Linked DNA regions of Mus musculus: regions 1, 2, 3, 4, 5 and 6 are each linked to region 7. Evidence: chromatin loops called from intact Hi-C (ENCODE). Cell type or tissue: left cerebral cortex. All regions are shown on one strand. Region 1 overlaps Nwd2 (NACHT and WD repeat domain containing 2). Region 2 has its middle 130 kb from the start of Dthd1. Region 3 has its middle 84 kb from the start of Dthd1. Region 4 has its middle 95 kb from the start of Dthd1. Region 5 has its middle 130 kb from the start of Gm30837. Region 6 has its middle 290 kb from the start of Gm30837. Region 7 holds the start of Nwd2 (NACHT and WD repeat domain containing 2).

What was found. Hi-C counts contacts between places; a loop is a spot of excess contacts. Peaks named below come from ENCODE experiments on the same cell type or tissue, not always from the same donor. Only the 100,000 strongest peaks of a DNase experiment are listed, where the experiment ranks them.
Region 1: it touches region 7 in a loop (3.0-fold over the local background); 5 of 42 quality-filtered maps call a loop at or near these places.
Region 2: it touches region 7 in a loop (6-fold over the local background); 6 of 42 quality-filtered maps call a loop at or near these places.
Region 3: it touches region 7 in a loop (5-fold over the local background); 6 of 42 quality-filtered maps call a loop at or near these places.
Region 4: it touches region 7 in a loop (6-fold over the local background); 6 of 42 quality-filtered maps call a loop at or near these places.
Region 5: it touches region 7 in a loop (15-fold over the local background); 5 of 42 quality-filtered maps call a loop at or near these places.
Region 6: a loop joins it to region 7, with 3 times the contacts of the local background. A loop is called at or near these places in 2 of 42 quality-filtered maps.

Annotation. Positions count from the first base shown.
Region 1 is chr5:63,764,898-63,768,897 of GRCm38, forward strand. The region is part of intron 3 of Nwd2 (NACHT and WD repeat domain containing 2); the gene reads left to right. Among named protein-coding and RNA genes, the nearest start is that of 0610040J01Rik, 46 kb to the right of the region's middle. In left cerebral cortex, a CTCF peak has its summit at 2,057 (motif pointing left); DNase peaks (open chromatin) are centred at 1,146, 2,058, 2,354, 2,688 and 1 more place; H3K4me3 peaks cover 604 bases.
Region 2 is chr5:62,936,845-62,940,844 of GRCm38, forward strand. No RefSeq gene overlaps it. Among named protein-coding and RNA genes, the nearest start is that of Dthd1, 130 kb to the left of the region's middle. In left cerebral cortex, a CTCF peak has its summit at 2,377 (motif pointing right); a DNase peak (open chromatin) is centred at 2,418.
Region 3 is chr5:62,894,024-62,898,023 of GRCm38, forward strand. No RefSeq gene overlaps it. Among named protein-coding and RNA genes, the nearest start is that of Dthd1, 84 kb to the left of the region's middle. In left cerebral cortex, a CTCF peak has its summit at 1,517 (motif pointing right); a DNase peak (open chromatin) is centred at 1,512.
Region 4 is chr5:62,905,129-62,909,128 of GRCm38, forward strand. No RefSeq gene overlaps it. Among named protein-coding and RNA genes, the nearest start is that of Dthd1, 95 kb to the left of the region's middle. In left cerebral cortex, a CTCF peak has its summit at 2,018; a DNase peak (open chromatin) is centred at 2,030.
Region 5 is chr5:63,496,820-63,500,819 of GRCm38, forward strand. No RefSeq gene overlaps it. Among named protein-coding and RNA genes, the nearest start is that of Gm30837, 130 kb to the right of the region's middle. In left cerebral cortex, no CTCF peak of the experiment used is centred here; a DNase peak (open chromatin) is centred at 2,356; H3K27ac peaks cover 2,148 bases.
Region 6 is chr5:63,329,384-63,333,383 of GRCm38, forward strand. No RefSeq gene overlaps it. Among named protein-coding and RNA genes, the nearest start is that of Gm30837, 290 kb to the right of the region's middle. In left cerebral cortex, no CTCF peak of the experiment used is centred here; a DNase peak (open chromatin) is centred at 2,015; H3K27ac peaks cover 635 bases.
Region 7 is chr5:63,645,934-63,649,933 of GRCm38, forward strand. It overlaps Nwd2 (NACHT and WD repeat domain containing 2), which reads left to right and starts at 3,170. Exons shown (of 7, transcript NM_177006.3): 1 at 3,170-4,000. In left cerebral cortex, CTCF peaks have their summits at 2,477 and 3,235; DNase peaks (open chromatin) are centred at 2,451, 3,245, 3,386 and 3,887; H3K4me3 peaks cover 1,719 bases; H3K27ac peaks cover 1,960 bases.

The DNA of each region.
Region 1 (4,000 bases), 120 kb after region 7:
AAGAGGTTTATATCTTCTCTTGATGTCTGATGTGAAGGGATTTGCTGAGATTTATCTGTGGTACTTGCCCGTCATACTCAGTTTTGTCATTTTCTGTATGAAGAAAGCTTTCTAGGGATTCTCTGCAGCTTAACTGTGCTGTTTATATAGAAGGGGTGAGTGTTCCTAAGAGAGGATTGAAATAAAAGGGGGTTAGCACACAAGAAAAACTAAAAGACATGAATTTCATAAAGAAATACTTTGACATAAACGTACGGATATTTCCCCAGATCAATAATTGAACATGTGGTTTCTGAAACATCTGAAGCAAACGCTTTCTGCCTTACTTCTGAATGAGGGCCTTAGGGTTTAACCTCAGTCTCTCCCTAAATACAGGCTTTCTAGAGTCTTCTCGTGTTCTAGCACTGCTATTCTCAGCATGGTAATGCTACCCGAGCATGCCATCCCAGCTCACAGCCCTGCTTTGGTCTGTCTCTGCTTGGATAGCCTGTAAGCATCTCCAGCATTGCCCATCCTGACCAGAACCATCATTTTCATCCTTAGACGTGCGTTTGCCCTGTCTTTCCCAATTCAGTAAAAGGATTATCATTGATTGTTTTGTTCAATCGAGAACCAGTACGTTATCCCAACTCTGCCCAGCCAATAGAAAAATGGCAATGAGGCACACAAGACATTTACATGCTTTCTAGAGGACACATTTTAAAAAAAGAGATGTGATTAATTTAATACTATTTTACATTTAAACCCCTCCCCACTCAAAGATATCCACCGTGATTACATACAGATAAAAATTAAGAATCGGTGAGACAGCTCAGCAGGTGAAGGTGCTGGCCTCTAAACCTGAGTTCAATTCCCAGGAACTGTATGATAGAAAACAAAGAGAACAGGGACTTATCCTCTTAGCTCCATATATGTGCCTTGTCAAGCCACCCCGCACATGCACACACATACATACATAAATACATAAATAAATAAATAAATAAATAAATAAATAACAAATGTGACAAAAATGTGTCTACTTGTTTTACACATATGTTTTGGCAGCAAACGTGTTTAAGGACCATGCGCATGTATCGTCTGTGGAGGCCAGGAGACAGCATTGAATCCTCTTGAAACTGGGATTACAGAGGGTTCTGAGCCACCATGTGTGTGCTCTGGGAAAGCAGCCAGCCAGTCCTCTTACTTGCCAAGCCACCTCTCTAGCCCAATGAAAACTAATCAACAGAGATACTGTACCCTTGTGTATGGAGGCTTAACATCCATACTTTAGATTGCACAGCACAGTCTTGCCTGGTGAACCATGGGTAGAAATGATCAAAACATACCTCACTGAGGGAGAGGCGCTTGACCAAAGAGGGGCTGAAGTGACTGTGTGGCCCTATAAACACTGTACTCTTTCCATGTTGAGTCCCTGGAGGGCTGGGGGTGGGGGACCTTCCACTTTAAATGAAACAAAAACCATTCTCATAAAAGCCACTCTCTCAAGCCTCTTTGACTCTTTGTTCTCCTACATTTCTTTTCTTTTTCTTTAAATGTTCATATTTTATATCTTACATATGTGGGAAGGAGTGGTAAAGTGTGTGTTCACTTTCTACACATTTATTCATATTAGTACAATGACCCATCATCACTCTTACACACAACTAGAAGCCAGAGCCCAATGCGTTGGGATTTTAAGTTCTGCCTCCATTTTTTTGGAACTTGGTGATTAGATTTGAAGTCCACCCTCCACTCTGCCACCTCCACATTGACAATGTCTACCCTATTCCGAGTACGTTACCTTTTACATAAACTTCCTGGGCCTGTTTCCTCAGATAGAAAAAAGGACGTAATGCTTGCCTCATGTTTGGTAGTGGAATCAGAGAAGAACCAGCCCGGACAGTGGTCACTACTCTTCCCAAAATCCTCTCCTTTCCAAAGGCCATGTGCTTTTCTTGTAACATAAATGGCTTCTTGTCTGGACAAAAAATTAACACTGAATCAGATGTATGTTTAGTTTTACAGAGTTCAAACTTTAGACTTCCACTTTCATTCCTCAAATGTGAGAGCGCCATCTCGTGGCTAATGCACAGAATGTAACCTGTGGCTAAGCAAATTAAAAAGGAGAGACAGGGGAGGGAAGGAGGGATAGAAAGAAAGAGACCGATAGATTCCATAAGAAGATTTTATTGAAATATTAAACTAAATGCATGTTAGTACATTGGATGGGGTATTCGGTTTGTTTTGAGAGTGGGTAATCTTTGAAACACAGCATCACTGTTCTGAAAAGCTCAGCGTGCAGTAAGTTAGCATAGGCACTGGGCTTCGTCTGAGCAGAACATCAACATCCCTAGACCCATTTTCCCCTCCTCCAGAGATTCAGGTTTGTTGGACCAGAGCCTACTCAGATAATTACCTGTGTCACTGTGTCCTAAAGCCACCAACACTTAGAAGCAGAAAAGACCTTAGAGGTGATGGCCACTTCTCAGTTTAAGTCACACACTAGAAATCTTACTGGTCATCAGTGGGAAATCTTCAGGAATGACTTTGATGATCATTTCGAAACCTGTCAGTACACATTTAGATTGCACACATATGTCATGTCGTTAGTCAGAGGCACTTTTGAAAGGAAAGGGTGGGAGCGTGCAACTGTGTGGTGGCAGTCTCATCTCTGAGCCAAGGATAGGTCTCTCTTCTGTGTCTGAGTGAAGTAATTTTATGGAATTTAGCGGGTAGGCTTTTCACTTGCAGTTCATTAAAAATCAGACTCTGTGTAAGCGCCACGGACTCTTCTTTGTTTATTTTCCCAGTGTAGAGTTTGGAGGCGTTTACTATCCCATGCCTGCGTACAATGAGATCACTTCAGCCACTCTCACTTACTGCATCACAAACTGCATCTGTGCGCTGCCACTTGCCAACAACTAGGAAAACATTTGTGAGGGCCATTCAAAATCCCACAGCCTAAAAACATGATCATTAAGCAGCATGCTAGCCATGCTGAAGGACTCTGCTGTCTTCTAGGCGGGAAATGAGTGGCGTTTCACAACGGAAAGAACAAAAACAAAACAAACAAACAACAGCACAGCCCGAGCAGCGACAATGCACAGTAACCCCGACTCGCCCGTGGGTTCTGGGGATTCAGCTACCAGCAGTCAGCCACAGATGGAAAATATTAGTACCCATCCCGGTTCTTTGAAGAAAGAGGCCACTCTCGTGTAACTTTGATTGCAGTGTATTGTTATAACCATCTTATCTGATTGTTATCCCCTCGCTGTGCCTAATTTTCAAATTACACTTTATCTCGGGCAGGTATGCACTTGAAGAAGCAGCCCAGAGAGAGGTGGGTTCTCCCACTGCTTTCAGGCATCTCTGAGGGGAGAAGGGTGGGGCTGAAGTACAGCCTTGTCTCTGTTACTCTGATTAAAACACCAAGGGAGAAGCAACTTGGGGGGAGAGATGGTTTATTTTTAGTATGCATGTTCAGGTTACAGGCCAGTCACTGAAGAGAGTCAAGGCAGCAGGAACCGGAAGGAACGAGTCATAGCCACGGTCAAGAGCACAGGGAACATGCCTAGCCAGGAGGAGGTAAGAAGAAGGAAGCCAGGACAGTCAGCTGTGTTATTATGGTGGACCATGGTGGACCGTGATGGAGTCAGCTCTGTGAAGCTGGAGCTTAGCCCTCAAAGTTCTTGCTTTCCTGGAGCCTTGTACTCAGGAGGATGCTCAGCAGGTTCCTCTGTAGCAGACAGCTTAGCTACCTGGGCACTGTCTGATTGTGTCCACCAGGCACAGCTGTCCGACACTTCTTTTGTTGTTGTTTTGTTTTTGTTTTTGTTTGTTTGCTTGCTTGAGAAAGAATCTCACTGTGTAGATCAAGCTGGCCTTGAATGCATACAGATCCACCTGCATCTGGCTCTCAAGGGCTGGGATCAAAGGTGTATGCAAATACACCTAGCTATTTCTAGTCTCACTCTTATAGAATCTCCAGGAACCAAGTCTCTCTCTCTGTCTCTGTCTCTGT
Region 2 (4,000 bases), 710 kb before region 7:
TGGGGAAGATAATTTACCAAACATCCTATTCCGCCAAATTAGAAATTCTGTTTCTTCATAATACGTCCTCTCTCTTCTTTTCTCTCAGCCCCCCTCTCTCTTTGTCTTGAAGAGAAATCTTAGTAGACTTTCTGTCTTAGACAACCTCTGCTAATATTGAATGCCTGATCAGCATGAGCAATCACTATTGGTGATAGCATTTCCCTGTTTGGATTCTGGACTGTGTCAGTGAAGAAGAGGAGCTGAGTAGCAAACATCCATTTATCCTTTGCTCTTTGCTTCTTCACTCTGGGAGAAACATAACTGGCTCCTGATGCTGTGACTTCCCCCACAATCATGGACTGTAACCTAGAATGCTGAGTTTACAAAATCCCTCTGTCTTTTAGGTTGACTTTGTCTGGTTATTTTACCACAGCAACTAATGAGAAACTAAAGTATCTGCTTTGTAACAGAAATGATGGCAAAGATTAGGATACAGTGCTCATTTTATTCCTATTGTCAGTACCTGTCAATTAATAATTTAATCAAATGAAACAGAAAGCATGACAAACTGATAATATTTTATTATAATGAAAATAATGGACTGTTTCATTAATAGTTAATTCATGATTACATAGATGACTCTGGTTAGTAGTTGTGGGTCACAAAAGAAAGAGGCCTGAAGGTGGGACAGTAACCTGTAGGAGGAGTTTAATGAGAGTTTATTGAATGTGTAACACAAATCAGAGAGGGAGGTGCGAATAAATAAAAAAGAAAGAACTGTATATGTGTATGAAGTTGTCAGTGAACAAACCCAACAGAATCTATGCACAAAAATCATCCTGAGTGAGATATCCCAGACCCAGGAAAACAAACCTGGCATGTACCCACTCAAATTGGACCAGACATTTCTTGGTTACTCCCACATGTTCCGTGCCACCATTACCATAGCACAGTTGACAGACAGGGCCAATTGAAGGTCAGAGACTTTGTGACTAGCTTGGTGTCCCAGTCCCACCACCAGAAGCCTTGCCAGCTTACAGAGGCTCTGTATCCTCCATTACCAGTTGTCCCTGCTAGGGTCATTTCAGGGACTTTAGGGGATACCAGCAGTTAAGTGAAAGATAGTCAAGCTACAATCCACAGACTCAGAGAGGCTAAGTAACAAGAAGCACTCAAGGTGGAAGTGCATGGATCTCCCTGGGAAGGGGAAATAGAATAGATTTCACAAGTGAACTGGGGACTAGCAGGAATCTGAACAGGAGGGATAAGGTGTGGAGGGAGAGGACTGGGAGAGACAACTGGAACTGGGCATTTTGGGGGATGATGTGGAAACCTTGTGCTGTAGAAACTTCCTGGAATGGGGGATACAGAGCCTGAACCTCCCATCTCCTGTATCCTGGCAAGGATTCCAGTGGTTGGATTGGGACACCAGCCCAGTCACAAAACCTCCGACCTACAATCAGCTCTGCCTGCCAAATGTGCTAGAGTAATGTTATGGTGGCACAGAACTTGTAGGAATAGCCAACCATTGATTGTTCCAACTTGAGGCCCATGCCGTCACTAGGAGCTTACACCTGGTGGTACCTAGAGAGCAAGAAAACAGAGGCTGGAGAGCCCAGAGATCCAGGATAAAACCAAACATGACTGTCACAAAAAAAATCACTGAAATGATTTCTCATATTAATTTTGCTATACTCATACATTAGTGCCTGGCCCAATCTTCATCAGAAAGGCTTCATCCAGCAAATGATGGAAGCAAATCTCAGAGACCCACATTAGAGACTAAACATTAGGCAGAACTAGGATAAGAGGGCAAGGAAGGATTGAAGGACCCAGAGGGCTTGAGGAGACCACAAGAGCATGGCCTACAGAACCCTTAGCAGGGCTCACAGAGGCTCACATAGACTGAAGTCACAAGAACCTGTAGGGGCTGAGCTAGGTTGGCATTGTGTACATCATGGTGTGTAGCTTGGTGTTTTTGTGCCATTCCTGACAGTATAAGTATCTCTGACTCTTATGCCTGCTCTTGGGACCCCTATTTTCCTTCTGGGTTGCCCTCTCCAGCTTTGAAATGCAGATATGTTCTTAGTCTTATTTAACTTGATATGTTGTGTTTGGTTGATATCCTTTGAATGCCTGTTCTTTTCTGAATGGGAAAGGAGGAGGAGTGGACCTAGGTGAGAGGGCAGGTGGAGCAGAGGGACTGAGAAATGTGGTTAGAGGAAAGCTGTGGTCAGGATGTAGTATATGGGAGAAGAATGAATAAAATAAAAAATAAAATAAAATAAAATAAAATAAAATAAAATAAAACAAAACTAAGAAATCTTTAGCACCCTCTATGTAGCAGGTGTGAGACCAAGCAAATAGACGACTCATACTGTAAGAGAGTGATACTTGCTTACTTCCACATGGGGGCACTCTAGAACTCAGAAATAGAATTTCTGCACTTGACCAAGTTTTATTGTTGCGTTGGAACAGAAAGTGTGTGATATCTGTCTGTCGTGGTGGTTGTTTTAACGTGTTCTTTGTATGAAAGACAAATTAGCACTTCTCAAATTTGAAGAAGTGTTATCGTTTGAAAACATGGCATTTCACCCTTGTCTTTCTTCTTTCGCTCCAGAAGTAGTATATAAGGAAGACATTTGACTTCCTTTATGCATTTGTTCTTTGATTACTCAGAGAACTTAGAACGGCAGCTTACAGGTTTATGATAACATAAAAACTTGTATTTCCTGATAATCTGCATGGTTTATCTCAGTAGAAAGTTTGGATGACAATTGTGAAATTTGAGTGCTTTTGTGACAAACATATAACATTCTAAAACACTGACCTGGGCTAAGTATAAAAGGTACATATTTTTAGGCTAACAAAATTGTGACCTGTTTCTATAAAAAGAAATGTGCCACCATATAGTTGCTTTTATTAGATATGTTTATGCACAAATTTTGCTATTATTTGGAACAAATTATCATGTGTCTTCCTGGTTAAAAAAAATTCATCATTGTACTAGTTCTGAAAGACACCTGACTGTCTTATTTTATCTTTAATTGGAAAATATCAGTGTTATGAAATATTTTTAATGGATAATTGCTATATAATTAGTACCACTGAACAATTTGTTCTGCTTTGTAGATAATCTTCTTAAAAAAGATTTAGTTTTGTCATTTTCTCTCTCTCTCCCTCCGTCTCTCTCTCTCTGTGTGTGTGTGTGTGTGTGTGTGTGTGTGTGTGTGTGTGTGTGTTTGTGTATGTGCGTGCATGCCCATGCACTCTGTGAGACTGTATGGAAAGTTACTACTGCCATAGAGGATTCAACACTTTTCTACCTTCTACAGGCAACTGTACTGACTGGTGGTTGTGAACTGTCTGACACAGGATCTGAAAGCTGACCTGGGTCCTCTGGAAGAGCAGTAAGCATTCTTAACCATTGTGTCATCTCTCTAGCCCCAAGGCAGCTGACCTTTTCTTTTTAATTATAAACATTTATTTTTAGTTATGTATATGTGTGCAAGCCTATTTGTATCACATGTGTGCCGTACCTGTGGAGGCCAGATAAAGGTGCAAGATCTTCCACAATTTAGAGTCACACATGGTTCTGAGCTGCCTGATATGAGGGCTGAGATCTGAACTTGGGTCTTCTGTATGATCAACGTGTGCACTCCATCACTGAGCCCCACTTGTGGTTACTCAAAATTTATTTGCCTTTTCTGTCAGTCTTTTCTCTATTCTAAACAGTAATAACATCACCGAAACCATGCTTGGCACACTTGAACTTTACTCAGATATGGAGAAAGTTCCTTTGGGTTTCTTAACAGAGATGATACATCAAAATGAATTTAAGTTTTGAAAGTTATCATATTGTTTCAGAATAAAATACATGTTGCTCCATGTCATTCTTTATGCCATTGTTTGGTAGTCCCAGGACATTTTTAGTGTATCATTCTCTATTATTTCTTGTACCATGATCTATGTCAAGTCATACAAAAAAGTAGCTTTAAGTTTTAATCTAAAGTCTTTA
Region 3 (4,000 bases), 750 kb before region 7:
CTTCTTTATCAAATTAATGAATGAAAAAATAACGCGAACATACTGTCAGGCCATCTGGACTCATTTGTCCTCTCTCTCTCCTCAAGACAACCTTGTGAGGCAAATGTCCTGTATGCAAAGAGAAAAAAAAAGAGCTCAGATTCTAAAGTTGGCTCCACCATTAAGCAAGGCACAGGCAAAGCTGGCCACAAATTTCACAGGAATCAACCCAGCCCCACACATCACAGCTGTAAAGTGTCTCCTGCAGGGCAGGTGACTGCTGCTTCCTTACACACTGAGAAACTTTGTTCTCCAAATCATCCAATAAAAGAAAACTTTGCCACTTGAAATCAGTCAGAAAGAAATCTCTTTCTTGCCTGGAAGGTTGAAACAATTTTCACACAAAAAAGCATTCTCTATTTACAGCTGAGGTGTCTGTCTTTGTCCAGATAAAAGATCTCTAGATATAGGGATGTACACCCACCTTACATTTAAGGATGCACTTTGCAAGGCAGACCTGATGCTGACCTCTGCACATGTGGCTCTGTTTTGTGTTTATTGAAATAATAAACCTTCTCCTGTGTGCTAAAATAACTCCTTTATTTTGTATAACAAGACACAGACCATCTCTTAGATATATCCTCCTTAATTCAAATGAATCAGTAAACCTGATTTTGTTGTATTCCACGTGTGCTCCTGTGGTCCTTCCCCATTTGTTCTACCTTTATGATGCCCCTGTATTCAATACAGTAGTTTTCAGACTAGCTGTGTATTAAAACAGCAGTTATCTGGGGGCAGATTCTGGTAAATCTTGCTTGATTTGGCTTGGAGTGGGCCCTCGGAAGCACAGTCATAGAGTTCATAGATTTCTTTTCTGATCAAATAGATTCAGAGGAATGTAGAGTGGGTGTATTTCAGTTACACAAATTAAACTTTGCTTCTCTAAACCACTTTTGGACTATGTATAATTGTCAAGTTCCTCAGGTCATGTTTATGCCCATACAAGTTGAAGGGCATTGTCCACTGTATTCTATTTCGTGCCCAGAACACTCTTTCAATTTTTGATATTTGTGCTTAGCGCTGGGCCAAGAGGAATAGGAGGGAAGAAACTAAACAGAGAAAGCTCTGTGTGTGCTGACGACAAAGGCTTTTTCCTTTAGAGAGGTCATTTGAGAAGATATATCTGTTCCCAAGGCGGAGCACTGTGGAGCCCAGGGCTGAGATAAGGGAGTGAAGCTGAAGAAGAACTCTTCACCCTCTGCCTTCTCAGGAAATGCTTATTGAATAGCTAACGGGGACTGACATTTCTATATTTTCATTTTCAACTATACATTCAATAAAAGTGTGCTCCAATGTTTTTGTGCACACTAAAAGATTTAAAATACAACACATTAATTTTACACGGATGCTTCGATTCATTTGGGGTCATTTGTACAGATCCTGCGGACCACCATGAACAGGCCTTGCTTCACTGTTGCTACCACAGCCAGATGCTTTCCTTTATAAGCAGTGAATGCAAGTGAGTCCATATAACCACAAGGGGGAACCCATGTCCCACACAAGGATAAACTCAAGACTACAAAAATATCCCTTTACACACTGAAACACATTTTACTTTAAACAATAACATATTAGAATATAGGAAGGAATGTGACATATAGTCAAAGCATGTGAGTGTAATTATTGCTAGCTAAATTCACATCTAATAATAGTCTCAAAACTCTAACACTCATTGTGAAATTACAAAACAAAACATGCCAAAATTGCTGTACCGGGCTTTAAGGTTATAATAAATCCAGTGTTTCTTTAAGCAAAGTGATTTAAATGAAAATGTAATGTAGTATTCATTATTGGAGCAATATGTAGCTTTTTCAAATTTTCAAAGAAGAGTAAATATAAGCAAAATTCATGGTATACTCTGAATTCCAATCTGTTTCCAGTAATTGTTTACTAACCGATTTGACTCTTAGGAGTCAGGAATTAATTTCTAATTTTGAAATATTTTGAACCATATTCTGTTATTATGGTTTGGCAACAAGTAAAACTGCCTAACATCTATGCATTAAAATGTATTTCAGAGTGTACAGTTATTTTTAATTGATTGTGTGATTTTTTTTAGCATATTGTTTTCAGTTGTGAGTTCATATTTCCTGAGATAAATTCTACCCAGAGCTGAGTACTAGAGGTTTTTTTTTTTTTCCACAGTGCATCTCACAACTGTAAACCAACATTAGGATGGCTGATGCACCCGTAAAGAAGGCAAACCCGAATAGCACAAGTACAAGTAGATGGCTAAGGACTGCTGGACTATGCTGTGTGTGTCAGCGTGTTTGCTGTTCCTTGCTGTGGGATGGTAACACATTCCTGTCGATTGATGCCTTGCTTTAATAGGGTTTCAAAGTGCACCACAACATACAAGGTCATATTTGAGTGAGAATGGTTCTTGCCAATTCCTTTTCTTCCTGATTTGACAACAACATTATGTCTGTAAGAGATGTTTCCCTGGCCTCTGTGTTGGAGGGTGGATGACACAGGTAAAATATATAAGAAATATGCAAGAAATTTTGTAGAAACACTAGCCTGTCATTACCCAAATGGAATTAGTTGTATGCATGTATGAAACACAAGGGACAAAACTGTACATTCGCTGCTAAGGCTTTGAGATTTTTGAGAAGTTTTGAAAAGAGGAGTAAGCACATAGGCTTTAGAAGAAAGACAGATAAATGGAACATACACAGAGTCAAATTTTTCTCACGGCTAGAAACAGTTTGCAGCTGGGGTTCTATGCCCATGTATTTCTATTATAAAATATTAGTAGTAAGTATCAATTAATTGAGTGCCAGTTACATGTCATAGGCTTTTAGTATATAATCTTATTTCATTCTCTTAGATAGCTTTCAATTTGGTGTTATTATTTATCTTTCTCCATGACAAAATAGGTTTGCAAATGGTCAGCTATTTTTCATTTGCTTGTTCCCTTGCTCTTCAGCCATTTACTAGCTCATTGATAGTTACATAAATAAATATTCATCAAACTGATATTTTAAGTCAAATTGCAAAATTCTATTTTTAAACTTCTGTCCTTAATTCCAAAGCTTGCTTTCTCTATATTCCATAAAATTCTGTGGTAGGCAGATTTCTAAAATTATGTCCAGAACTTCTCAATTTCTTGTCATCAATGATATGTAATTTCTACTCTAAGAGTATACTGGGCTTCATTAATGCTATATGGCAGAGCTGACTCTAAAAGAAGGCAATGCTAACAGCCATGACTTGTTACCTTTATTTTGTTTTTTTTTCAGTGGGTGAAGTGAAAGAAAGTAGGAGCATGGAGATTTCAGTAGAGGAACTGTCTCCTTTACCCAGTCAGAAGATGCTGTATGTCCTAAGTCTAAATGTAACTTCCGGGAAATGACAACTAAAACATCAGTTAGACACCAGCCATCTCACCACCAAGACACATGTTTGGGCAACAGCTTTCTGTTTTTTCGCCATGCCTTTATTCTGCCATCATGGAACCTAATGCTCACCTTGGTCATCGTGGTTGATCTCAACAGGTCCATTAACAGGCTGGAAATAAGACCTTGTACTGGAAACTTAGTCAGCTTCCCAGAGCTAGTGAGTTCATGGGCCAAGAGTAGAAATCTAGTACTGTGAGTTTGCTAGACCGAATTCCTAACATTCTAAATCTTATCATTAGACTCATGGATAAGAGGAGCTACCACCCCTCATCCAAAAAGCTTTTCTGTACAGCAAGTGGGAACGATCATAGAAAACAATTGGATGTAACACAGAAATCAATGGACCACTAGGAACTAAGCACCAATAGATTAATTTACCTAAAAGCTCCCTCTATGACTCAGGGAACACTGAAGAAGAGAGAGCATAAAGATTGTAAGAGCCAGAATACCAAGAAGTCCATTATGAAACATTTCAACCTAGAAATAGCTGCATAAAAAGATTGGAAAAAAGACCAGTATCAATGGACATACTAACATTAAAGTGAAAAACTTCATGGTAT
Region 4 (4,000 bases), 740 kb before region 7:
TATTTCTTTATTCTGTTATTTTTATCATTTATTTATTTAGTCAGCTTAACATAGCTAGAGACTCTGGGGAAGAGGAAATTTCAATGGAGAAAATGCTTCCATCCAGTAGACCTGAGGGCAAGCCTGTAGCGTGCTTTCTAGATTAGTGATAAAACCAAGAGCACAGAGCATGGGTGTTGCCACTCTTGTGCAGTTGGCCTTGGGAGATATAATACAGGTAATTGAAAACAAGCCACCAAGGAAGCCAGTAAACAGCTTTTCTCTATTTCTTGGTTTCTCCCTCCAGGATTCTTGCCCTGACTTCCCTTAATGAACAATCACAAGATGTAAGTTAGATAAGCCCTTTCCTCTCAGAGTCACTTTGGTCATCATGTACACCCCAGAAATAGAAATCCAAACTGGACAATTTTTTTGCAACATATTTGATGCTCACCTTCTGAAGTACAGCATATCTCTTCCCTTAATCTATTCTGAGATTATTTTAGTATATAACACAATATTTCTGAAAAATAATCAAAGTAAGATTAAGTGATATGAAGTTGATTTAAATAGAATACCTAGTGACTATCTATTTATCTATTTATCAATCCATAAATCAATTAAACTATTGGCCTAATTACTTGTTAAGCTGTTAACTTCAAATAAAAATTCAGACACATTTTCAATTTGCAAACACAGTTATTAAGTAATGATTGCACTCTAAGTTCTAGCTATTTGAATACTGATGGACTAAACAGGCAAATAGTAATTATAAAACAAAGCAATTATCCTTCTAGAAAGCAAAATTTAATAAAACAAAACAAAACAAAACAACGTCCAACCTCCCTTACCAAGACAAATACTATAATTTTGAAGGTTTCCTGCATCTAAGTGTGTCTCTGTGAGGAAGTCCTTGTTTACCTGACACACATGTCATTCAGCCTGGTAGCTTTCTAGCCCTTTACTGCTCATCCTTTTCATGCCACTCCTTTCATGTTTTTCCCTGTATGTAAACAGTCTCATGTCTAGAAAGTCTTGTCAAGTAAACAGGTCTAAATGAAGATTTGTTTTAGAAGTCATTTTTCAGAGTCATAGAAAAACTTTACCACCGAAAAAGGACTGCTGTTGTACTTAGAAAATAGCAAAGAATTTCTCTACAGAGAAGGAAATTCTAGTTCTAGAGAGAGGAAGTTCTAGACCTAGACAGAGGAAGTTCTAGAGCAGAAGGAAGTGTTAGGCCTAGAATTTTGATAGGAATTTTAGCCATGAAGAACACTTGGCTCTTTTGAGAGGCACAGCATTGAGCAGGATAGACATGAACAGGACCAACACAGTATCTCAATCTTCCAGCCACCTGATTCCTACAGTGCTTCCTACTTGGCAATCCAACTTGAAAGCAGTCTATGAGAGAACCTGGGTTACCCAGGTTAACTTTGGAGTCAGAGGAAAGCAGAGGACAACTCTAGATAGGAGACATACAGGAGTTTTCAACATGAAACATACTCAAATAATGTTCCCAATAGATATTCTTCAATATTTCAATATTTAATGTAAATAAAGGGAGCTGTCTAAATTAAGACATAATCTTATAATTTGAATTTTAAGGAAATATTAGGATATATTTTTGGCTGATGAAGTTTTAAGTTGACTAAAGACTTTTACAAACTGCTAACCCTAGCACTGACCTTCCATGTTATTAAAATTTACTTCTGCTTTTAGTCAATCAAAAACTTTCCAGCCTTTCCCATTGCATGCTGTACCTAGGTTTGGAGGTATACTTCAGAGCTTCAAGGCTAATTAGATACCGGACAGAAGAAGGTTCAAATGTCTCAAGTGGACTATCATCGCTTCTAAAATTTGTTAGTGCTTACTTATGCAAAATGAAATCTTGTTGAAAGAATGGGATCTGTGGGACTCTTTGAGTAAAGGTAGGGTTTGGAGGAATTGCCCTCACACAGGTGAACTTGGCGAAGCTATTTTTATATATTTGAAGAAAAGAAAAATGAGCCTTTGTACCATGCACATGCTTAACCACCAGATGTCATGTGAAGTCCAATTCATGGATTCTTTCTCTGCATATTGTTCTTGGTAGAGCCGTGGATGAAATGCAGGGGGAAATTCTCACAGGATCTTTACATCAAAAAACTAGCTTTATCATTGGAGATAAATCACAAGCCTAACAAAAGTTAGTTTATAATTTATTATAAGGGACAACTAAGTAGACATGGCCAAGTTTGTATCTTATTCTTAAATTTAATAATCTCTGATTTTTCCCCAGTGTAGCAACTCATTGTTTAGTATTCATGCTGTTTCCAATTGCACAGGGCAGGGTACATTTAGAGCCTCTTTTATTGACACTAGTTTGGTCATTTGATAAATATTTAGAGCATTTATTAAATTAATTTGTAAAGATTCATCACTCAATGCCTTAGACAGAGCTCTCCACACCCCAATCTCACCAGACAAAGCTCGTCTGCCAGGAGTGCTGACACACCTATGCTTGCAGGTGAGACCACCACTACTGCTGCCATAACTGGCCCAAGTGGGACCCACCTGGGGCCCAGGGACCCAGGAACCACGGCACATCAGGGGACATGAACCTTCTGTTTTCCATCTGCTCCCAGGAGCTGACGCTGTGCCAGAGTTTTTGGCACCCCAATCCTGCTCAGAGATAGCTTTTCCCCCAGGAGTGCTGACACACGTTAGTTCACAGTGAAAAAATCTTTATTATTCACCACTAAAAATGCTTGTTAATGAATTGCTTCTTCAATTGCACAGGAAACCACAATCTCAACCTGGTCTGTTGCTGTTCACATCTACTTTACTGGATAATGTTCATTATGCTATATTAAGATAAGTATTTTCTGCATTTAACACAGTTTGTTCACTCTATATAAGTAATACACATCTTGCCCTTTGATGCCAACTCCATCCCACTCAATTTTTATGTCATCCATATATTATATCAGTGCTGTCACATGTCTTTTGGAGGTCTCAAACATTTTACTAGACATCACCAGACTCAACACTGGGATTTCGTGATGCTCACCTATAGCCACTGAGTGTCTGCACAGAGCACAGTGCATCATTTTCATCTAATACTTGTCAGTGGCTTTTTAATAAATCTATTGAAAAACATGTAGTTTATATGTGGTTTGAACCATACAGTTGTTGAGTAAAGAATTATGGAAGTACAAACGAGCCTTGCTAAGCAGACAGAGGTTGTGATGTCAAATATTTAGGATATTAAGATTTACTGCTTTCTGACATTTATTGAGAACTTTATAATTAGAGACCTTCAGTCACTTTACTGCATTACAAAGTGAGGGCTTATTTTAGGTCGGAGATTTTCTACCAGATAATCTCTAGAATCAACAGAAGATCCTAAAAACACCTATGCATGGTACTCCCCTAAGACTTTTAGAGTCATTTTTCTCAAGGAGCCCATGAATCAAGAGATTCTAATGCAGTATTTTGCCTATTAATTACTGAGATTTTCGTATTTATGTTTTTTTGTTGTCCTCTTGCTTTGTTGAATTGCTTTGAGGAGAACGCACCAGATGGAGACAGAAAATAGATGGAGTAAAAAAGGCCCTTCCCCATTCTACTTTTCCTTTCTGTTGGCATCACTTCATAGATGATCCTTTCACTCTGGAAGACATGATGTTAGCTTTCAGCTTTTGTTAGTAGTTCTGATTTAATGGTGTTCCCCCTCTGAATTTTATGCCTACAAACTCCTCACTTGATTTCTCAGGGTACTGATGGGTAGGGAAATTACTAAATAGCTCTGGATGACCTAATAGAACACAACAGGTTAGGTGACTTGCAATAATTGTGGAAGCTAGAAGCTCAAAACCAAGGAATATTTGAAGGACCATCTCTGTGGCAGCTTGCAATAGCCATCGTCTTACCATTGCTACTTCAGAGCTGTTGCTCTGCTACCTATCAGTCATCTTGCATGAGAGACCCACCCATATGGTTTATTTAATTTATTCCTAGTTGCCTTTTCAGTTCTCCCATC
Region 5 (4,000 bases), 150 kb before region 7:
AACCCCGGAGCTTGTGTCTCTAGCTGCATATGTATCAGAATATGGTCTAGTTGGCCATGAGTGGAAAGAGAGGCCCCGTGGTCTTGCAAACTTTATATGCCCCAGTACAGGGGAACTCCAGAGCCAAGAAGTGGGAGTGGGTGGGTAGGGGATTGGGTGGGGTTATGGGGAACTTTTGGGATAGCATTTGAAATTTGAAATGTATATAAAGAAAATATCTAATAAAAAATTTAAAAAAAGAATGGAAGAAATCAAGAAAAAAATAAATCAAGAAACAAAGAAATCAAGAAAGAAAGAATCAAGAAAATGGGGAATGCTAACAGATGTAAGAGTGGTGAATATAATTCAACCAATGGATTCATTGCAGCCTAGAATTCCTTTACCTTCTTTACTACCTAAGGCATAGCCTTTGATAATAACTGATTTAAAAGATTTCCTTTTTAGTATACCCTTGTATGAGCAGGATAGGGAAAGGTTTGCTTTCCCATAAAAATGTTCTCCCACAAGGGATGCTAAATACTCCAACTTTATGTTAATATTTTGTGCAACAACCACTAGAAATAATTTGTAGACAATTTCCTCAATCTATTATTTATCATTACATGGATGATATTTTGTTGGATTATTCTGACACAGATAATTTAGAGAAAATGTTTAAGGAAACACAAAGAATTCTGCCATGCTGTAGATTATAGATTGCTCTTGAAATCTGTAATCTGAAAATTGATCCCATTTGGGTTATAAAGTAAGTCAATAAAAATTCAACCACAAGTGGTTCAGATCAGAAGAGGTTAGTTGCAGGCCCACCTGGTTCTCTGGAAAACTAACATATTCTTTCAGTATCTGCATTAATCTTTCACTAGGTCAGAGCCCCCATGGCCCCAAATACCTCTCAAAGACCTCACAACTTTTCATTGTTAAAGTAGAAATTATAGATGTACCACATTTAAATCAGCCTAGCAGCTTTTGGTCTTCTTCCTGGTGAGCTTGCATGGTCTCTCACTCTCCTGCTTAATCCCTGCTTCCTATTTTTTTCTTTCTTTCTCCATGGCTGCATCCCAGTATATGCCCTCATAGGCATTAGTTTCCATCTTTTTACACTTTCTAAATGGCTTATGGCACATTAACTCTTGCATTGGCACATTATCATCAATGAATTCCACTACAGCAAACATTTGTGAGTCACAATTGGGAAGCCTGAACCATCCAAACAGCTGTGTGTTTAGGAAGACACCTGTGATGGCTTGGGTGGGAACTCTTTATCCAAGACTTGAGTTTTAAGACCTGGTCCCCAGCTGATGGTGTTATTTTAGGAGATTCTGGAAACTTTAGGAGGAAAGGCTGTATGAAATATATAAGTAGGCATGTGTTAATACTATATCTTGCGTGTCTTCTCTCCGCTTGTCTATCTGCTTCCTGTCCACCAAAGCTGAGTTGCTTCTGTCTCATTCTTTGTCATTTATTTATATGTTAGATTGTATATGTGATTGTATTGAGAAACAGTCTCAGTCTGGAGCCCAAATTGATCTGGAATTTACTAGTCAGCCCAGGCTGGCCACTGACTGTCACATGTTCTCGTGACCATGTTGTCTTTTCTACATGCCTAAAGCCCAGACTCCAAAACCTGGGAACTATGGACTTGAATTTCTGCCCCTCTGAGTTAAACAAAGCCCCTACTCCTTAGGTTGTCTCTCTTGGGGTTTTGTCCACAGCGATAGAAACATCTGACTAATGTATCAAGAGAGACCAAAGCCCTCTTCATAGTTTTTCATGCTGTTGGTCCTCCCTGTAACAAATGCCAGTTACCATTTTATTATCCATAGAGGAACAGAACAAGCTATTCTATGCTGTGAAGTAAATAAAATTATTTTAGGTATTGTGCTGAGTGACTTACACATATAATTTCATTTTGTTCATAACATTTCCATTGGGAATACACTGTTATTAAGTCCCTTTTCCAGATGAAAAAAACTGAAGAATGATGAATTTAAAGATATCTCTCGAGGTGACATACCTCCTAAGTATTTAAAAAGTTGTTTGAATTGGGTTAAATCCATCCTTAAACACAACTCTGTTCTGTTTCTTCCTGAGCTGCAGGCAAGAAATTCCAAGATTCATTCCAACAACTAAGTCAGTTCCCTATCTTAGGAGCTGAAGATAGTGAAGGCAAACACTTGAGTCCTACCATAACAAGAAATGAAGCAGAAGTATTCCTAACCAGATGGTAGTCACATCACCCCTCCATGGGGAATTGTAATCTGTGAGGTGCAGTGGGCAGGGCATGGGCCTTGGTGTCAGACATACTTGGGTTTCAGTCTTCCTACTTCCATTTAGAATCTGGGCAATTTAACTTAAGCAAGTTCTTTAAATTCCCTGTGCATCTCTCCCCATGTTCCCATCTGTGCCTTGGAGATTATAATAGCTACATCAACGAGCTGTTATGAGAATTGCAGGGTGTAAAGTATCCAAGTGTCTGGAAGATAGTGAGTAGGCACTCAAATGTTCAGTATTTCCATTTGCCTCCCTTGTTGGAAAGAGAAGAGCAGACTATCTAAATATCCCTGCATGGTTCCTTCAACAGAGAACAGAAACCTGAACAAAAGCACACACAGACTCCTATTTTTTTTTTTTTTTAGGAAAATGAAACATAAACCTCTAACGTTGCTAAAAGCAAAGGTTAAAACAGCAAAGAAAGTAGTATATGGAGGAAGCACACTAGAGTAGGCTTCAAGAATCGGGGAACAGGAGTTCTAATGCAGAGTCCACCACAAATGACTGTGATGCTTTTCTCTCTGACCTGCAGCATTCCATCTGAAAAGGGGCAGGTTGAATCTGATGGTAGCTTTGTCCCATCCACATGGAATTTTGAATTCTCATGGTACCTTGTTCTATCTGAGCAGAAATAGGACTAGACAGTCAAATTGATCTACAAACTAAGAATAGATCCAAGATTCTCAGTGAAGCCAACGAAGGGATGAAATAAATGTTTTTTTCTGAGCAAAGTTCTGTTCGATGGTGGCCAGGGCAAGAGCTCTTAAGTGGGGCAGCCAGGCATTCTAATGTACTCTTTACTGCTTATTCAATGTGTCGTTCACACAGGACACCATGGTCTCCTTAAAATGTTCCCTGATCAATAAAATGAAAATAACTTTTTCCCATCGAGTTTGTATTAGCTTTCTTTCTATCACTGTCATAAAACACTATAACTGAGGAAATTTATAAAAGAAAATCCATAATTGGGCTTACAGTTTGGAGGATTAGAATCAAGGATGGCAGAGCAACAGTGTTGGCAACAGAACAGCTGAGAGCTCACGTCTCACAAGCAGGAGGCAGAAGGGCGAGAGCCTGAACTTGCTTTGAATGTCTTTAAACCACAAAATTATTTTAAAGAGGCTTTTGAACCCACCAGAGACATACCTCCAACAAGGCCACACATACTAATTCTTCTCAAAAAAAAAATTCTACCAACTGAGGATCATGTCATCAAACATTTATATCTATGGGGCCATTCTCACTCAAATAACCACTTAATAGTATTCAAATTTAAGAATGTTTACAACTTTCTATTTACTGTTATTCCATCCCTTTTTCTTCTGTCATGTAAGTACGTCACTGGCCATTATCATAATGCTTCCCTTCCAGCTTCCTCCTATGGGAATGTGGCCTCTATTTTGAGGTCCTTAATGCCAAAGAGTCATATTGACACTAAAGTCAAGATAGTGCCAAGATAGTACCTTATGCATAATTTCCCAATAAATATCCTCACTGAAAGTACTGAAGAAACAAAAAAATAAGATGATGAGATTGTATTCTTTAGCTAATGAGCACTTTTTAAAGATCTACATTGAATGCAGCCAAGTGTATTGAGTTTGACCTCTCTCAAAATCAATACTATTAATATGTTTCAAGACTCTTAAAAATGTCTATACCCTCTCATCTAGAATATCTACTCCCAGGATTTTATACAGTAGAAAAAATGGGTTGATTCCAAGCAGAAAAG
Region 6 (4,000 bases), 320 kb before region 7:
CAGAGCCCACTTCCAGTGACACATCACCTTCAACAAGGACATACTCCCACAACACACCTCCAAATGCATCCAAACACTTCCACTAGCTGATGACTAAATATTAAAATATATAGTCCTATGGGGACAATTCTTCTTCAAACCATCATACCCACAATCCATCTCTCCAACCCTCTATCTAAATAACTAATGTATGGTTCCTTGGGATTTGATGATGGCACTCAATTGACTACTACAAAAAGCTTATAACATCAAATATACATGTATACTAACATCCACTTTATTCAAATCTCCATCTTGGTCTTCCCCTTACAATGCCCAATAAGCATGCACCAATATTTAATATTTGAATGCTGACAGCAAAGCTGTTGATCTCAGCTTCATTGCTATTTCATTAATTTTTTCAACCAAACTCATGAAGCATCCTTCATATTTCCTCTTTTCTCTCTTGTCTTTGATAAATAAATCTGTAAGTATCTCCAATAACATCTATATTCAAAAATAACCTAATATCTACTATACTTAATCTGCTCACCACTATGATTGTCTAGAAAATTCCAGAAGCTTTCTAAGTGATCTATATGCTTCTGTTATTGGAACTTTAATTTCCTCTTCAGAGACTGGACATAGGTATCTTAAATGACCAACCATTTCATTATCCAAACACTTAAAAAATGACAACTTGTAGTAGAACTAATTTAAGCTTATCTCAGACTAGTTTCAAAATAAATGAGATTCCGACTATGGTTTGATTATTTGGCTTTGACAATTACTTGGGGGAGGAGTAGGCAGTAATCCCTAATCTGTGTTTGTAACTGCTTGTCTGGTTGCCTCCACAGCAGTGTACCCCAAATACTTTCTGTTTTGTTTTGTTTTTTTCTGGCCATATAGTCATGGTCCATCTCCTCTGATGGTGCCTTTTCCTCTCTCTCCTCCTTGTTCTCTTCCTCTCACTTCTTCAACCCCAACTAGGTAGCTCAAGACCTCCCATAATTGGCTGTAGCCAATTTTATTTAAACAATAGTTCGAAATTAAAGAACAAGGTATGCACAACAAAATCTTATAAAAGGGAGAACTCACTCCCAGGCCTAGACCTTCTGATACAGAACTGAGCCTGACAATACATAGCACTACACCAAAACTCAATACATCGGTTTGAGATTTCTCTTTCTGTTCTCCTTGAGATTTCATTTGATTTAAGCCTTACCTATTACTCTGAACATATCTCATTACACAGTTTTTTTCTTTGGTCTTAATGCTCATCCTCTTTGCTCTCCCTTAGAGAGACCATGACTTTCCTAGCTGTTTTGTGTGTGTTTGTCTGTTGAAATAATCTGCTTCCCAGTTGCACTGAATATCTCTTTTCTCTTACTTGTTTGGCACTTTTACAATTTTCAAAGTGGACTGTATGGGCCTCTTATCATCGTTTTATTTCTATAATATGTTACAATTAATAAACTTTTCATGAATTCCCATTGCAATAATTTACTGCCTACTCCTATATAAACTTCAGGTCAGCAGTGACTGTCTAGGTACTTTTTAATCTTGTGACCTCAAAGCCTGTAGCATTGTAGATACTGAATTAATATGTTGTCAATGATAAATGGATATAACTGTGAAGCAATTAATAATTTGCAAGTGCAAAGAAAGAAAACAGAAGGCTTCTAGAGAAAGACAAATAAGAGAATGTGATCTGATAATACAGAAACCTGGATGCTGAAAGTTTGTTTTCCTTCCAAAGCAGCCCTCTTCAGGGATAGTTGGAGAAGAAGAACTGTGAAGAGATGCTGTTTGTCTGTACACGGCAAACTATTCCCTGAAGGAGTACTCCTGAGGCCCATGAACTGGTTTGCATTAGACAACAAAACTTTATGGTCCCACTTTTAACTGTGCACTGCTCATTTCACTAAATTAAAGTACATATTTGGACTTTATTTGATGGGCATCCTTACCATTTACATGCTAAATCCCACTCTGCCTAGCCAAGTATCCAATTAAAATTCATGGGGGAAGTTCACACCTTGGTATCTGCCTACATAACTATCTATTTATATAGCCAAAGCTGTCAACATGACAAGAAGAGCTATATTTTTTCTTTGTTCAGGAAGTGCACTAACAACATTAACAACAAAAATCAGAGCAAACTGCATCCACATTCTTCTTCTCTTCCAAAGATGAGACCAATTTTAAATTATTTCAGCAGAGCTGGAGAGATGGCTTAGCAGTTAGGAGCACTTGCTGACCTTGTAAAGGAGGATTTAATTCTCTGAACCCATATGGCATTACACATCTGTGGATAACTCTAGTTTCCTGAGATTCAACTCCTTCTCCTGGCCTCTCTGATCATTGGGCATGCACATATATGTAGGTAAACACTCATAAACATAAAATAAGAATATATGAAAAATTTCCATCTGGCATGATCATTGTCTACTCAAGACCCCTAAACCATCTAACAAAATTCCTAAACACTAGGTAGGAGATGCTCTTATTTGAACTGTTGATCACAACTCTTCATTAGTGGCTATTGCTCTTGCCATTGCCCTTGGATACCCCAACAGAAAATAGACAGCAGAGGTATAAAGTAGTCCCTGTTGTTAAAGATGTCTTGCACTTCATAAAGAGGTCTCAGAGGCCTCTGAGCTGTAACTGATTTGAAAGACTCCCATTTTGAATGCAAGCTTCTAAAGGGGGAAAGCAAAGTCCTGACAAACTATGTCTGTGAACTGCAATAATGACCAGCTTGTCATGATAATCCTAAAATTTTAGTACACAAATACCTTGAAAGTAACCAACAGCTCTCAAACTGGATTTAAGACCCACTGAACAAGAAGGAAACCATGCCTTTTGCTGAAAACCTAGCCAACTATCCAGATCTAGTTACTATGTGAGTCTTGGAAGAGAACTTATAATCAACCTTCACGAAACCAGAATATTCCCTAATTCAATTCTAAATATTTTTCCTTTCCCCATAAATCAGGGTACTCCTAAATCCTCATCAAGAGAGAGAAGGAGGGAGAAAGAGAGAGGGAGAGAGAGAGAGGGAGAGAGAGAGAGAGAGAGAGAGAGAGAGGGAGAGAGAGAGACACAAAAATTAGAGGTGACTAAGAAATGTTTAGAGGAGGTAAAAGAGTCTTTCCCATGAAACATCAACTGGTTATCCAATTCCAATTGGTCTGCTTGAAAAAAAAATACATACAAGTAACATTACACAGACTGAGCAGACTGCAAGAAAAAAAAAGCAGGGCATGAATTTGAAAGACAGCAAGGACGAGTATATGGCAGGATTTAGAGAGAGGAAATAGAAATGGAAATTATATTATAGTAATATTATAATATCAAAAAAGAAAAGAAAAAGTTTCAGACATGTGTGTCTATAATTTTTCTAAAATTTGCCCTTAGGTATTACTGCATATGTGTTACTTGATTTATTTTAACTTGATTTTGGTTGTTGTGAAATTTAAAACATTAGCATGTGTATGTGCCCATGTAGTATGCATGTGGACCAATGTAACATGGTACACGTTTCAAAGTCAGAAGGCAACTTTTTGGAGATGACTCTCTCCTACTTGTATTTAGGTTCCACAAATCAAGTTTGCACTCCAAGCCCCTGTACCCACTGACCCTTATGACCAGCCCTAGTTTCCCTTTTCTGATACATATTCTTAACAGAAAGCACAAGCTGCCTGCCTCGCATCAGCTACACACAAGTGAATCTTGCTATTTCTAGGCCCATAGCTTTTTACTTCACTGTTTGTTTGTTTTTTTAACTTGTGTGCTTTTATTCTCATTTATGAAGATACACGATAAAAATGACATTTAGGCATCCAACATTCAATCCTTCTCAGCACAAAAGCAGATACAGATTTTCATAAAGACATATACAAAGAAATGGCTATACACATACATGCTATCAAAGTCTTTCACTCCTTGAACTTAACACATACAGTGTATTTATGAAAAAAATAAACGAAAAGTTGAATAATAGCTTCTATTCCCTTTT
Region 7 (4,000 bases):
CATACACAAAGATAAGAAAAATGAACTTGGGGGCTGGAGAGATGGCTCAGCGGTTAAGAGCACTGACTGCTCTTCTGAAGGTCCTGAGTTCAAATCCCAGCAACCACATGATGACTCACAACCATCCATAATGAGATCTGACAGACACCCTCTTCTGGTGTGTTTGAAGACAGCTACAGTGTACTTAGATATAATAATAAATAAATAATTTTAAAAAAAAGAAAAATGAACTTAGTGCGATGTATTTAAATATTTATGTATAATTAAACATACATTTATATGTAACAAGAGTGAGAAAGAGGCTATCAGTTTGAGAGGGAGGGCATGGAAGAAGTTGACAGGGCACTTGAAAGAAGCTGAAGGGAAGACAGGGAGAAGGAAAGCAATGTAATTCTATTTTAATTTTAAATGTATTAAAATAAAAAGTAATGATTTTTAAAAGGGTATACAGGGACTATAGTGTCTAAGACAGGATGCTAAACTGGAGATAGGACTTGCTAGACCAAGACCCTTAATGCAATATAATTAAGTAAAATACTAATTAAAGCTTAAAACAGTGTGTATCATACAGGGAGTGCTCAGTATAGCAATATCACAAGATAATGGTTTAATGGAATTACGATTTATTTCAAGGTCATTAACTTCTCTATCAAGAAGGATAGAATCTATAAGCAAATGACTCTTTCCAGCCCAGTGAATAGAAGGAGCCTATCAGTGATTTCACCTTCCCACAGGTCAGTATTAGAAAGAGCTGGCACCACTATTTTATAAGGACTTCTAGCCTGCTAGCTAGGGTGGGTGAGACAAGAGAAGGGAATGGTTTTTAGCAGCATGGTCTTGGACCCATGTTCCAGGACTCCTTTCTCTTCTCATTTCTAGGTGCTTTAAAATCTCCTGCCTGTTTCTGGAATGGTATTGATTTCCCTATGGGATTGTAATGAAAAAAATAGAAACATAAAAAACAGAGGAAGGAGTATAGACCTATGTGCTCTTTCTTGGAAGCAGCCATAATCTTGGTTGTTAAAAAAAAAATCTCAACCAAGACCAGACATGGATTTATTATGTTGCAAAAAATCTTTGACAGGAGCATTAATACCTGGATCGTGGCTCTACTGTAGATTAGCTTTATGACCTTGTATTAGTAATTTCTGGTGGAATTTTTCTAACCTTGCTCTCCTATATGCAAAAATGCAATAAAACTTCTTTTTTGTTGTCATTGTTTATAATAGACAAAGAAGATGGTACACTTTTAATTTCCAACCTATTTACAACCTAAGCAAGTATTTACAACATTTAAAATAAAATTCTTTTTATCAGTATTTCTGAAAGGACAACAAATAGGGCTGGAGAAGTGGCTTGGCAATGAAAAGCTCTAGTCGTTCTCCCAAAGGACCCCATATTAATTAGTAAATAAAACTTCAGTAAATACTGAAAATTTTGAAACAAAGATAAAAATTAAGTAGCCTCCAAAATCTGGACTTTCTATCTATCTAATGAGCAACCAATAATCTAATTCATCAAGCTGAAAAACCATAGGAATTGACACTTAAATCTTACCATTATGGGTGGCCTCTCCTTTGTGCTATCTGCATGCTGAGAAATCAATCTTTGTTTTCAGACTGTTAAAAAGAGATAGATTAGGAGAGTGTAAGGGAGGAGGCTGGGTGGGAGTGATGTAGGCAATTCTGTATCTTTAAGCAGATGCCTCCCCACTACTCAAAAGATGCTTAGCTTTACCTCCAGCAAAGGTGGTGGTGCAGTGACTATGCTATGAACAGTGACAAATCTCTCTTCTGCAGGCTTGGTCGGCAGTGACACAGGCAGATGCTAAACTTCAGCCTGTCTAGAAGTTAATTAGGTTACAAAGGCTGCCAAAAACCCCAAAGTCATTCAAAGAAAATTCAACACTGGAGCAAGATCTGAAGGAAACAAACACTAATCTTGAGTCTAAAAACAGAAATATAAATAAGAGAGGGGAGGAGGATTCAGGCAGGTGACACTCTGTAAACATTTTATCCATATTGTTTTAACTGCTGGGAGGTGAGGCATAATGTAGTCCTGACCCTTTCCCTGGGATGGATACTATATCTTCGTAAAGGCTGGAGCAGTGGCCAGCACTCTGCATTCATTACCTGTTACAGAATTTTCAGTACATAACCAGGGGCCATGGAGGGCGAGAGTCTCTGGATTCTGCTCCCGATTGCCTTCCTACTTGGAAATAGTGATTTTGAAAAGCTGATTCGCTAGAATGAATTAATTGACTAGCTGGCTAGGTTATCCACAGGAATTCTTCATGGGTTCTGTGAAATCATCACACAGTAACAAGTGCTGTCTGCTTCAGACTCTCAGGAGTAGTTGGAGCCTTAAAAACCTAGAGACCCAGTTCTTCCAAAGAGGTTAGCCCAGAATGAGTGTTGGGTGTGGGGTGCTCTAAGACTGTAAACAGCACTATGTAGGACTTCACTGCCACCCTCAGGACCCAGAGGAAGTGCAGACGATGGGGATGCCAGAAGATGCCCAGGATAGGAGTCTTCAGGTGAGAAGATAAACATGCCATGAAGCGACTAGCTATCATTTTGTTTGAGACAGGGTCTCACACTGTATATAGTCCAGGCTGGCCTGTCCTGGCACTAGCAAAAATCCTACTACCTCAGTTTCTAAGAACTGGTAATTAGAAATACGAGCAACCAACTAAGCTTTGTACCCACCCATCCTCTCCCCAGTCTCGAGGGTGGGGTGGGATGGGCTGTGTTTGCTCTCTAAAATATGATCCTGACCCAACCTCAGAATGAGAAATCTGAAGGTCCAGCTTCAAGGCAGGCTCCAAATACTCCCTTCTTCCTACTTCCCCATTCAATAAAATCACTCTTATCTCCTCTCCTGGAGTTTGTAGGGTTTCAGAGGGTGACGGCAATTACACATTTGGACTTCTCTGCATCTCATGCCACTTGGGATCCTGCAGATGTTCAGACCCTGGCCCCAGGATGCACAGTCTGATCCCCCTCAAAGAAAGTGATTCAGGCCCCTTCAGTGAGTGCAGATTACCAACAACCTTGAGCCAACTTTGCCACCTAGGCCCCCAAACAAAGGCCCCTTGCACTTTGCCAGAAGTGGGGCGTGGCAGAGAGTCTTTCTCTGTAGTTGCATCCTTCCCTTGAGCCAGAGCTCACACCCACTACTGCGTGGGGCTCCCAATGCCCTGGAAGCCGCCTGGTTCCTGCGCGCCCACAGGAGGGCGAACAGCCAGGAAAGGCTTCTCAGCGGGAGCAGGGAGGCTCCCTGGTCCTTTAAAGGTCTAGGAGAACTGCCCGCAGAGACTCGCTCCCCAAAAGGGTCCGCGACCACGCGGGGAGGGCCACGTGAGCATCGTGGCTTAGCTATAAAAATCCCCCGATTGCACGAGCGTGGGGAGAGAGCGCCGAGGCGAGACGTGTCCTCCCACGCCACGAGAGGCAGGGAGAACCTTTCTCAATGCCTGGAGCTTTAATGCTCCAGCCCCTTGGCGTGTGGTGTGGAGGAGCATTGAACTTTGGGGGACTTGGCAAAGGCTTGCAGACGCCCGCGCGACTGGATTCCCGCAAATGCACAGAGCTGGTTTGACCTTTAGGGGAGTTCGAGGGAGGATAGCAGGAATCTCGGGCAGATCGATCTCCTGTCCTTCACTGAGGGAGCCGCCTGGGGTTCTGGTGCGAGTCCTCCTAGGAAACCAAGAGGTCCCCGGGCTGCCCCCAGCCCGCGCATCTACACCGCAGCCGCCCCGTGAGCCGCGTTGTTTCTGAGAGTCCTGACCGACTCCTGCCACCGTCTCCTAAACTTTGACCTGCTCTGGTCCTCCGCCAGGTCCCCGACGCCCGGCTGCCCCCTCCTCCCGCGGTGGACACCAGTAGGGACATGGCTACGGGCTCCAGGAGAGGAGCGGGCTCTTCTCGGTGCAACCTGGCACCGCCCGCGTAGCATCCTCCACGCTGACCTCCTGCGCTGCGGCGCCGAGCCTCGGGCG